Regions from separate parts of the Homo sapiens genome. Here all the other regions are linked to region 3. A link is a contact called in ENCODE Hi-C data. All regions are on one chromosome and are shown on one strand. Each heading gives the region's core, a stretch centred on a gene start or an enhancer-like site at or near the end of the contact. The rest is flanking DNA. Distances are from core to core; before and after follow the strand shown.

Region 1 (3,528 bases), core at 84-2,583, 950 kb after region 3:
CAGTCCTGCTCCTTTAGCTCCTGCTGTCCCCACGCTCCAGGCAGCTGACATGCCCTCCTCCCCCACGGTCAGAACAACATGTTTACTCATTGTGCACTGAGGCAGCAGACAGCAATTGTGTAATGGGGGTGGTCATGCTGGAGGGAAACAGATAGAAGCCTGTCACTGGGGAGAGATGTTTAGCTGGCTTTGGATGCTGTGAGTTCTCCCCCGACCCCCTGCACCCTGGCACTTGGGATTCACGCATTGAATGAGAAAGGAGTGGACCAGATTCCCTGTTCAGCCCCTCCTGACCCAGAGATGCAGTGAGGCAGGAGCCTGGGATGCCCCCTTATGGCCCAGGCCTATCTCAGTCCCTTCCCCTCCCACTGTGGGTTCTCTCCTCCCATCCTCTGTCTGGGGACAGCTTGTCTCCTTGCCATCTCTCTGTTTTACCCATATTCCCCCTCCTCTGGAGTTCAGACTCCTGCTGTCCTCCTCCCGGGGACCCATCACAGTAGTATCTCAGGTTGTCCTGAGCTGCTGCTTTTGGGGCAAGGCTGGGAAGTTGGGAAAGGGAGTGATGGGGATGTGGGCAGCACCTCTGGTTTCTTGACTGTCCCTGCAACTCTTCTGGGCTGGATCAACTTTGTGGGACCCACTAAGACACTTGGGAGCATGTTGGCATTAGCAGCAGATATGGATGTTGTCAGTGGAAAGCAAACCTCCAGTTCCAAAGCACTCCTGACTCCCTCTCCTCTCTCTTTTTCCACCCTGCCACCCCATTTCCCTCAAACTTCCCTGGGCCAGGGAAGGGGCCTGATGATCTCTGAGCCTGCTGGAGGATACCTGGATAGCGCATGGCAAAGTCCTGCAGTGAGGCACCTGGGGCTTATGTTGGGGGGCCAGGACCTCCTGGGGTTGGCCCAGGCTAGAGCAGGGAAGGTGAGAGGAGCCAAAACAGACAGCAGGACCTACTCTAACCCAAACATCCCCTCACACTACAGCCCTGGCCACTCCGGAGGGGATGCTGGGCCAGGGAAGAAGGCTGAGGAAGCTGAAATTGGGAAGAAGGCCTGGCCTGATTCCTGGTCCCCTCCCCCACTGCCCGCACCTCCACCCCTGCCCCTCTTTTGCCCAGCTGGTGGGCACTCCTACCCTGCTTGCGGCCCGGCTGCTGTCCCTCCTCCCCAGGGCTCTGAGCAGCCTCTCCACAGGGCCGCTGGACTTCATGGTGTTCGGCTGGCTGGGGTGCTGGCCCCAGGGCCTGAACAATGCTGGGGCCTGGCCCGGGGCTTCCTGGAAGCGGCCTGGCGGAGGCAGCCGCTTCCCCTGGGCGGAGGGTAGGCTGTCTGGCTGGTGTGAGGAGAAGCCCGGCCCTGGAAGTGGAGGGAAGTGCAGGCGGGAAGGGGGCAGGTCGCTGCTCCAGGAAGTGGAGGGGGGAGGATGTGGGGGAGGCCAGGAGATCAGATTCCCAGGATCTACCCTGCTGGGAGTGTCAGCCTGTGATCTTTTGCTCCCCCTACTCCCCCAACTCTGGAGTTGTCCCACACCTGGGACACCACACTCTCCAGGGATCTGCAGGGATCCATGGTCTTGAGATTCTGCCCCCACCCCCGGTGGGGCCGGGTGAGAATTCTGGTCTCGGGGCAGGGCTAAAGGGCAAGTGGGGAACAGTGTGTCCCAGCCAGGCTCCAGCCTGAACTCTCAAGCTCTCGAGGGACTTCCGCTGGGGAGGGAGTGGAGCTGGGAACTACTACCAGCAGGCAGGCCCAGGATCCCGAGTGTGTCCTGAGAGTCAGGTAAAAATGGGACTGGGGGCCCCCTTCCTGTCTCAGTTTCACTCGTTATGAAGTAGGAAAAGGAAAGCATGCACCGCCCACCTTTACCCTCAATACACCTTGCAAGGCCAAGTTCCAGCCACAAGACTGCTTTGCTCAGGTTTGGGGAGTAATCCATTCTCCTGCCACAGCCTAAGGCATATGAGGCCCTTCTCCTGAAAGCCCCCAGGTTTCTGCTCCTGACACAGTGCCCCCCACTCACCCATTCCCTGGCTTTGTTTCAGACATGATCTCACAGATCCCTAGCCCTCTTTCCAGCCCTGCAACTTGGGCTCTCTACCCAAGGGCTGCACCCTCCCCCCGCGGCAACCCCGAAGCCTGAGTACTACCTTCATGGCTCTCCTGGGTCTGCTCTCCTTCCTCAGCAGCTGTCCCAGGGCCTGAGGACTGGACAGGAGGTCCCCCCTCCCAACACATACTCCACCCCCATCCATGGGCCTCCGGCCTCCCTCCTGGGAACATGGCCAACTTCCCGTCCTGGGAGTCAAGGGAGGGAGGTGGATGGGGCCTTGAAAAAGGGGGAGTAATCTTCCTAAAAGCTAAGGGGTTAATGGCCTGGGAGTCTTCAGCCCCAAGCTGTGGACAGCAGCCCCTGGGACAGGCTATAGCTGTCACTTGAAAGAATGTGCAAATGTGCCCCTCTCATTTGCATGGTATTTATTGAATGTCCCAGTACTCAGGCAACTCCCCCAGCCCTGGCTTCTCCCACGGAGTCCCTTCTACTTGCTTCCTGCTCCTTCATATCCACCAGGATGGGTTCCCTGGGATGAAGAATCCTGCATTCTCTGGGGTGAGGCCTGCTGTGGGTGCCCACTTGAGACCCTTGCGAGGACCTGACTGGATTGGGCCTAGCCTGACACCTCTCCCTGGAAGCTCCAATTTTCCAGGCCAAGAAATGTGTCCCCAGGATATCCTGGCCAGAAGGTGGCATCTGTGTGGCAGGCCTGGGCTCCCTGCCTGTAACTGGAGAGGAGCACGGGCTCTGTGACCCACCCCCATCCTGCCAGCCTGGCTGTGTCCCAGCACATTCCAGGCCCCCGGCCAGTGTGGGCAACCGGGCCTGGCCTTGTCGAGCCCCCAGCCCTGCTTGGGGGAGATGGGGCAGTGTGACAAGGTGGGCAGTGGGGGTGGCTTTTTTCTGTCCAGTCCCAGCTTCTGCTCCTATGGCACATGGCCCTGACCAGGACTCCTCTACATGCTTCACTCTCCTGCTGCCTCCATAGGGGCTGAAAGTCCCCTCACCTGGAACAGGTCCCCAGACATCCTCTCACCTTCACTGGTCTCACACTCCCCACCCAGACCCAGCAAGGAGGTGCCCAAGCAGTGAGCTCGGTGAGGGGTGGGGTGGTCAGGATCCACTGTGGCTGTGAGTCCCTCCCATCCTGTGGCACTCGCACCTCGGAAGGGAAGCAGGGATGGGATCCCTATGAGCCAGTCCCGAGGGGAAAAGTAGCTCACTTGAGGAGGGCTGGGAAGGCATCACTAGACCCTCTTGGACCCTCACCCTCCTCCCGCCTGTAACATTCCAGAGCCTGTCAACCTCTCCCCCAGCCGGGCCCCCTCTCTCTCCGAAGTCTTGGGTTTGTTTGGAGAAACCCCTCCACCCACACCCCCCTTTCTGGAAATAGCTGTGGTTGGAAGGGAGGCTGGGAGCCCGGCCGCCGCGGAGGAGGGGTAAGGCCCAGGGAAGGAGCGAGGGAGGGCGGCG
Region 2 (3,351 bases), core at 412-2,911, 620 kb after region 3:
CCCACTCTATGATTATCACTTACCTGCCCTCCTCCTCCAGTGCTGCTGCTACTGCCTGTGCTGCTACTTCGAGCCTGTGAAAAGGCACCACCACCATTACCATTGCCCCCATTATTGCCACCAACTCCTTTTTCAATTTTCACCACAGCTGTCATTTCATCCATGGAGTGATCTTGGTCTAAAATAATTAAAAAACAAACAACGTAAACTTGAGGGAAGAAAAGAAATGAAGTAGGAAGGATAAAAGGAGGCTATGATGAAATAGCAATGACTAACAGGAAGGCGAAAGCCACCAGTATAAAGAAAATGGATTGGAGGGCAGAGGGGAGCTGCAGGGCATGCAGGACATGAACTAGGTTCAATGTGCCAAAAGTGGGCCTTAATTCTCCCTTGTACAAAATTAAACTAAGAAAACATTCAAAAAGTGCTTTGGGGATAGGAAATGTGAAGGACGGTAGGCATGGTGAGAGTTTCTAAATAAGAAAAAGTATCCTAAGGGAAAAAAAGGAAAAGGACAGGTAAGGCATAAAACAACATGTGGGTGCATGGAAAGCTTGCTAAAATTAAGTTTAAAAGAGATGGAGAGGCCAGGCGCGGTGGTCACGCCTGTAATCCCATTACTTTGGGAGGCGGAGGCAGGCAGATCACCTGGGGTCGGGAGTTTTGAGACCAGCCTGACCAACATGGAGAAACCCTGTCTCTACTAAAAATACAAAATTAGCCGGGTGTGGTGGCGCATGCCTGTAATTCCAGCTACTCCCGGAGGCTGAGGCAGGAGAATCGCCTGAATCCGGGAGGCAGAGGTTGCAGTGAGCCGAGATCGCACCATTGCATTCCAGTCTGGGTAACAAGAGCGAAAACTCCGTCTCAAAAAAAAAAAAAAAAAAAAAGACAAACAAAAATCCAAGTGTGAAAAGTAACGAGAGGGGAAAAAGAAGTAAAAAGTGTGAGTAGAAAAACATTTGTGAATACTGCTAAGGAACTAAAGGGATCTACAGGTTAGTAGTCAGAAGGTTTCGGGGCGGAGGGCGGGCCCTGAGGGAAAGGGCGGTTTCGGGGTGAGGGGCGTGGAAAGGGCGGGACGGTGGGGGGCGGGGGGGAAGGGAAATCTACGGAAAGTGGGGGGAGGAGGGCCTTGGAGCAGGCGGCGACCAGAGGGCGGACCAGGCAGGCGGTTGGCCCGGGCGGGGCCTTCGCTGCTCGGGCCGCCCCCGCGGCTCCAGCCCCCGGCGGGAGGAGCCTCAGGCGGGCGGCCGAGTAGTGGGGGGTAAGGCCCGTCCCCCGTGGCCGGGGCGGGCAGGGGGCGGGCGAGGCCACGCTGCCCCCTCCCCCGGGGCGGGCGGCCCATCCCCCTCCTCCTCGGAGGCCCCGCCACTGCCCCGTCTCCCTCCCTTCCCTCCGCCCCGGGCGGGACCTAGGCCGCCGCCGCCGCCGCCTCCCGCCCGCCCCCGCTTCACGGCGGGGATCGCCCGGTCGGCCCTCGCGCGCGCCCCCTCACTCGCCTCCCACCCCTAAGCTTGGAGTGGACTCATCCTTACCGCTCATGGTGGCAGCTGAGGGACAAGCTCAAGGGGGTCCTGTCCGGGGGGGTTGGGGGGGGCCGGGAAAAACGCGGACGCTGACGAGGCAAGCGAACCCGGACCGGACAGGGAGGGGGGGGTAAGGAGGAGGGAGCAGCGCGCCACAAGCCCAACCTAGGCCCCGCCCCTTCTCTGCTGCCCCGCCCAATGAGGGAGGGGGAAAGGAGGGACTTGCAGAAGAAAGACGGTGGAATTATCCAATGGCAAGACTCGCTTGCTCTCCAAGGCGTGTGAGACTAAGTTGCGTGCCTGGTGTCCGCCTAAAAAGACCGCCCTCTCAGTGTTAAAAGCCAATGAAGGATGCAGGAAGTGAAGATGGGCGGGAGCTGGAGATGATTGGCTTGGAAGGAAACCAGTCAACCGGCAGGCGGGCTCCCTGAGACGTAGGGATAGGCAAAGCTTTGATAGGAATGACAGAACAACGGCCAACCAGAATCCGGGATATGCTTGGGCAAAATCCTAGTGGGCGGAGAGGTAAGAAGTAGGCAGGAATAGGAGAGGATGAAGCTGATTAAAACCAATCAGAAATCAGGCGGGCAGCCAGGAACGTTATGATTGGAGTTAGACTGAAAAGAGACAGGAAAGGACGCATATTGACGTGAACTAAAAGCCAATTAAACGCCGAATTAACTGAGGGCGGAAACTTGGAGTGGCAGAGGAGAATTGGCGGCTCCCTCAGTTATTCAATCCAATGAGGGGACGAAGTAGGCCTGGCACCGCCTCCTAGTTAGCCAATGGGCGTTACTGGAGCTGCCCATCATGAGGGAGGGAAGAGGGCTATGCCAAGAGGAGACCGTCGCCATATTGGCCCTCCTCAGGGGACGTTGTTACAGTCATTAGGTGGGACGCTTTAGCGGAGTCCTGCAGCTCAACAGGTGTCAGAGCCAAGGCATTCGGCGCGCAGTTCCGCATCAACACTAGGACTTGTTTGCGTCTTCATTTAACTGCCCCTATAAAGTACCTCTCAAATCTTACCCCCCTCCCGGGTGGTCGGACAGGCGGGCAGATGCCTCAATGTCGCTGCAAGCCCTGGGAATGCAGGCGGGACGAGATCTGGTGACAGCACTCACCGAATAAGTTAATACTGAGCTGACCAATATGCAGAGTCTCCGTGAGACTCCAGAAAACGCGATTTTATTAAGTTCCCCCAGACAAAGGCGCTAACCACTTAAACGACTGGTTAACTTTTCAAGCCTTGAGGCTAAAGTGCGGATAAGTCACTTCCATTTTTTCCCCCTTAATAGTAAATACCGCCTATGCATAAAGCAAGATAGCTGAGCTCCAGCTTTTTGCAATCACGAAGGTTAAGAAACTTTACTGCAGGCACCTGGATTTCTGGCCTCCTCTTTATCCGTGTTTTGGTGGAGCCGGCCTTAATAGCTTGTCAATGACACGATGAGGTCATGTCCTTCAGTATTTGTATCTTATATGTTGTCACCTGCTTATATGTTCTTATGTTTTAAAATGTGAATTCTCCTAAACTATTTTAAGCCCTTTGAAGGTAAGAACTGAGGCCTCTGCTGCTTTAAACAGGTAAAAAGGTGAAGTGATTGCTGACTGCCTACCGTGTTAGGTGCCTAAGTCAGGGAGGCAGTTAGTATTCCATGTCATCCTTAAAAGGAAGATTTTATTAAGTATCAGCTATATTATGTATTTTATAAGTGAAGACATTTAGGCTGAGAAGTGACTTACCCAAGGTCACAAAGCAAATGAGTTGTAGTGTTAGATTCCAACCCAGAATAGTTCCACCAAAAGTTTTCTATAAATTCTT
Region 3 (3,103 bases), core at 186-2,685:
GCGGCTTAACGGGGCTGGGATTTCAACTCATGGGGGAGGATGAGGGATGTGTTTGGTTGGGGAGAGGCGACTTGGGGGTTCAGCTCCTTGGCGCCACTGTCTTCCCCTCCCTTGAGCTGGACTGAGCTGGGAAGCCCAACTTACAACAAGAAACAGAATATCTCTTTGGCCTTGATGGAGTTGGGTTAGCTGTCAATCAAAAAATCTCCCTCACTAGTTCAAGGAAAAGACAGGAGGTTCCAGTCCCCCTGCCGAGGCTTTCTCCAAATCCCCAGTACAGCCAGCACCTCCCCCAGCCCAGGGCGGCTGAGGACCGGGCCCGGCACTTGGGCGGCTGCTGGCAGCGATGAGCAGAGACGTTTAGCCCTCAGCGGGGCCCGGGGCCAGACTGAGACCAAGAGGACATCAGGGGACAGAGCCTGAGAGAGACTGAACCCGAGACAGCCTGGGACAGACCAACTGAAACATGGAGTCAGGCCCAAGAGAGGAAAGAAGGAAGCGGAGCATTAGAATAAAGGGAAAAAAGGGGGAGAATTAAAAGAAGGAAGGCAAGATGAAAAGAGATAGGAGAGCCGGGAAAGGCAGGCGTGCAGAGAGGGAGGCGGAGGAAGGGCGGCCGTAGGCAGGCAGGACGGGGCAGGGGCGAGCTGGCGGAGCAGCCGTGGCATTGTGCAGCCCGCTGGCTTGCCGGGCCTTTGCCGCGGGACCGGCTCCGGGCGCGGCGGCCACTTCTGTCTGGACACAAAGGCGGAAGAGGGCTCCTCTCCTGCCCCTCCCAGGAGACTTGCTCGGATGGGTACTCTAGGCCTCAGGGATATAGAACCCCATATTGGTCCAGACAGCCGCTTAGGCAGCTGGGGGCTGAGCCCTGCTCTATTCAAGGAGCGAAGAAACAGAAGAGGAAAGAGGTTTCACCCCTGCTCTTCCTTTGCGTCTTCTCCAAGCGACAAGGCCAGCTGCCCCAGCCTCAGCTTTCCTGGAGGAAAGAGTCCCTAAGGAGCCTCCCCTATGGGCCTCTGCTATTTGGGAGAGTTCCTCAAATAGACATTGGGGCCGTAAAGAGATGCCCCCTTCTCTCCTACCCCCTTTGAACACCGCCTTCTTTTCAACTCTTGAGCTGCCTGCGCACCCTGCCTGCCCACTCTGCGGAGGCGGCAGCAGCGGGCAGTGAGGCTCACCGGCGGGATCCCTGCTGCCGTGAAATCCCCTGTGAAACCAAGGAGATTGTCGCTTTCCTTTATTTTATTTTATTTTCTGGGACTATGACCTCCGAACTCTTCCCACTCAGAGGCAGGCACGGCTGTGGATCAGGAAGCAGGCCTCGCCCACAGCCCCTTCCCAGCCAATGCCTCATTTTCCCTGCGCCCTTCGGAGAGAGGCGGCCTTGGGGAGGGGGGCTAGAAGAGGCTGGGAGTTCCGGAGTCCACTGGGCGGAGGTTCCGCAGGTCCACAACTGCATGTGGCCTGTAGCCCCCATTCTCCACATTTGGAGGGGTGTGGGTGGCAGACCAGGGCTTTGAAGCGGACCTGCAGATTTCCCTCAAATCCAGGTTTGTAGGTGCGGGGGGCGGGGCACAAAGGATATAGGGGCACCAAGAAGGAAGGTCTGTCTTCCTGGGGTTCAGTTACTCCTTCTGAATCTTCTGCCATACTCCAGACTTCCCCTCACCCACATACTCCCTTCAATTTTCCTCAGCACCGCTGGGGCAAACCCAGGGACTGGAGGCCACTGGGAGTTCTTGTTGGGGAGGGGGAAACCCCAGCTTTAGCTCGCAGCTGTGCATTCACTCTGGTTCTTAGAGTTCCCTCCCACCCCCAAAAGACTTCACTGGGCACAGGAGAGACCCCTGAGGGGGAGGGGCACCCTTACTCCATCACCTGAAACCTGGGCAGCTGCGGCCACAACCAAACTAGCACCGTGGGAAGGACAGACAGAAAGATAGACAGGTTAGAGTCGTCCCCTCCCCCTGCCCCGCGCCTTCCTTTTAGTGATTTAAATTCCCTCCGGTTCAATCCACACCGTCAAGTTCGGATTAAATTTAAAACAGGCTTTCTCCGGTGTCCCCAGCGGGCCATCCCGGCTGCCGCAGGCAGGGAGCCCGCTCCCGGCTCGTCAGCACCCGCCCTGCGCGGAGAAGGCCGTACTCCATTTGCTTTCATTTTCCTTCTCCCCCTGAAATGGGCTCATTTCACCTCTCCACTGCCCTCTTCCCCTCCCCGCCCCCTCCCTGGTTCCCCTCTACTTTCCCCCCTTCTCTCTCCTGATCCCTCTTTGTTGGGAAAAACACACCCACACACAACTCCTCCTAGCTAAGGCCTGCGCTGGAAGCAGAAACTGAGTTCTCTTGGCCTGCCGCGAGGAAACCCGCGTCCTGCCCCCACCCAAGGTGGGTATCTGGGATCCCTACACACCAGGAGTCAGGTCCCGAGGCCCAGCAGGAGTGAAATCCCCAGGGCCTGTGAACGTGGCTCTCTCAAAGCCACGGCCTGCCGGGCCTGCATTCCCGCCGGCGCCCCCGCCCTGACGCTCCGCAGCAAGCGGGGCTATTTCCGGCTCCCCCAACGCGGTCTGGTTTTCCAGCCTGGGAGTGGCTGGAGGGGGAGCCGCCCCAGAGCTAGAGCCGCTCCCTGCCCTGCCCGGAGCCCCAGTGGCCCTGAGCGCCTTGTTACCTGATCTTTTGTGTGATGTATGTGTCGCAAGGAAATTTGCAGTGACTTTGGAGCCCAGACTGAGGAAGCGGAGGTGGCGAAAGGAGAGACAATACGAGCCCGAAGTACAATTAAGGGGCCAGAGCCGCTCGTCTCTCCCCCGCCCTCCCTGCCCGACTGCGAGCTGTCTGGCCTCAAACCTCAGGGCGACACGCGAACCTGGAGCCGGAAACTCAGCCCGTGGCAGAGGGAGTCAGAGGACTCTGCATCCAGAAAACAGAAGCAAAGCGCCCTTCCAACTTGGGGACGCCTTAACCAGCCCCTCTCAGTTGCAGATAACCCAATGAATGAAAGTGCAAATTCCGCCGTTTTTCCCGATTTTTTTTCCAGCCTTGGGAAGGAGAGCTCAGGGTTTGGGGCGTCTCAGACAGAAAGGCAAACCGCATCTCCTGAG

The links. Hi-C counts contacts between places; a loop is a spot of excess contacts on that map. Pooled maps may share reads with other maps.
Region 1: a loop to region 3 is called in a map of gastrocnemius medialis, with 4 times the contacts of the local background. The contact joins the promoter of TNS2 here to the promoter of HOXC-AS2 in region 3. A Hi-C loop is called at or near these places in 1 of 168 maps with a recorded cell type or tissue (gastrocnemius medialis) and 1 of 50 pooled maps.
Region 2: a map of Panc1 shows a loop between it and region 3 (6-fold over the local background). The contact joins the promoter of SP1 here to the promoter of HOXC-AS2 in region 3. A Hi-C loop is called at or near these places in 1 of 168 maps with a recorded cell type or tissue (Panc1).

The regions. Positions count from the first base shown.
Region 1 is chr12:53,047,870-53,051,397 of GRCh38, reverse strand. It overlaps TNS2 (tensin 2), which reads right to left and starts at 1,333. Exons shown (of 29, transcript NM_170754.4): 1 at 1,138-1,333. The coding sequence starts at 1,212. All of the region lies in intron 2 of TNS2-AS1 (TNS2 antisense RNA 1), which reads left to right. RefSeq lists enhancers at 2,329-3,172, 3,173-3,528 and a silencer at 3,475-3,528.
Region 2 is chr12:53,378,486-53,381,836 of GRCh38, reverse strand. It overlaps SP1 (Sp1 transcription factor), which reads right to left and starts at 1,661. Exons shown (of 6, transcript NM_138473.3): 1 at 1,539-1,661; 2 at 24-178. The coding sequence starts at 1,545. RefSeq lists enhancers at 129-887, 1,738-2,032, 1,865-2,164, 2,068-2,568 and a silencer at 995-1,624.
Region 3 is chr12:53,995,117-53,998,219 of GRCh38, reverse strand. HOXC-AS2 (HOXC cluster antisense RNA 2) reads left to right here and starts at 1,435. Exons shown (of 3, transcript NR_047505.1): 1 at 1,435-1,550; 2 at 2,311-2,387; 3 at 2,702-3,012. RefSeq lists an enhancer at 2,435-3,003.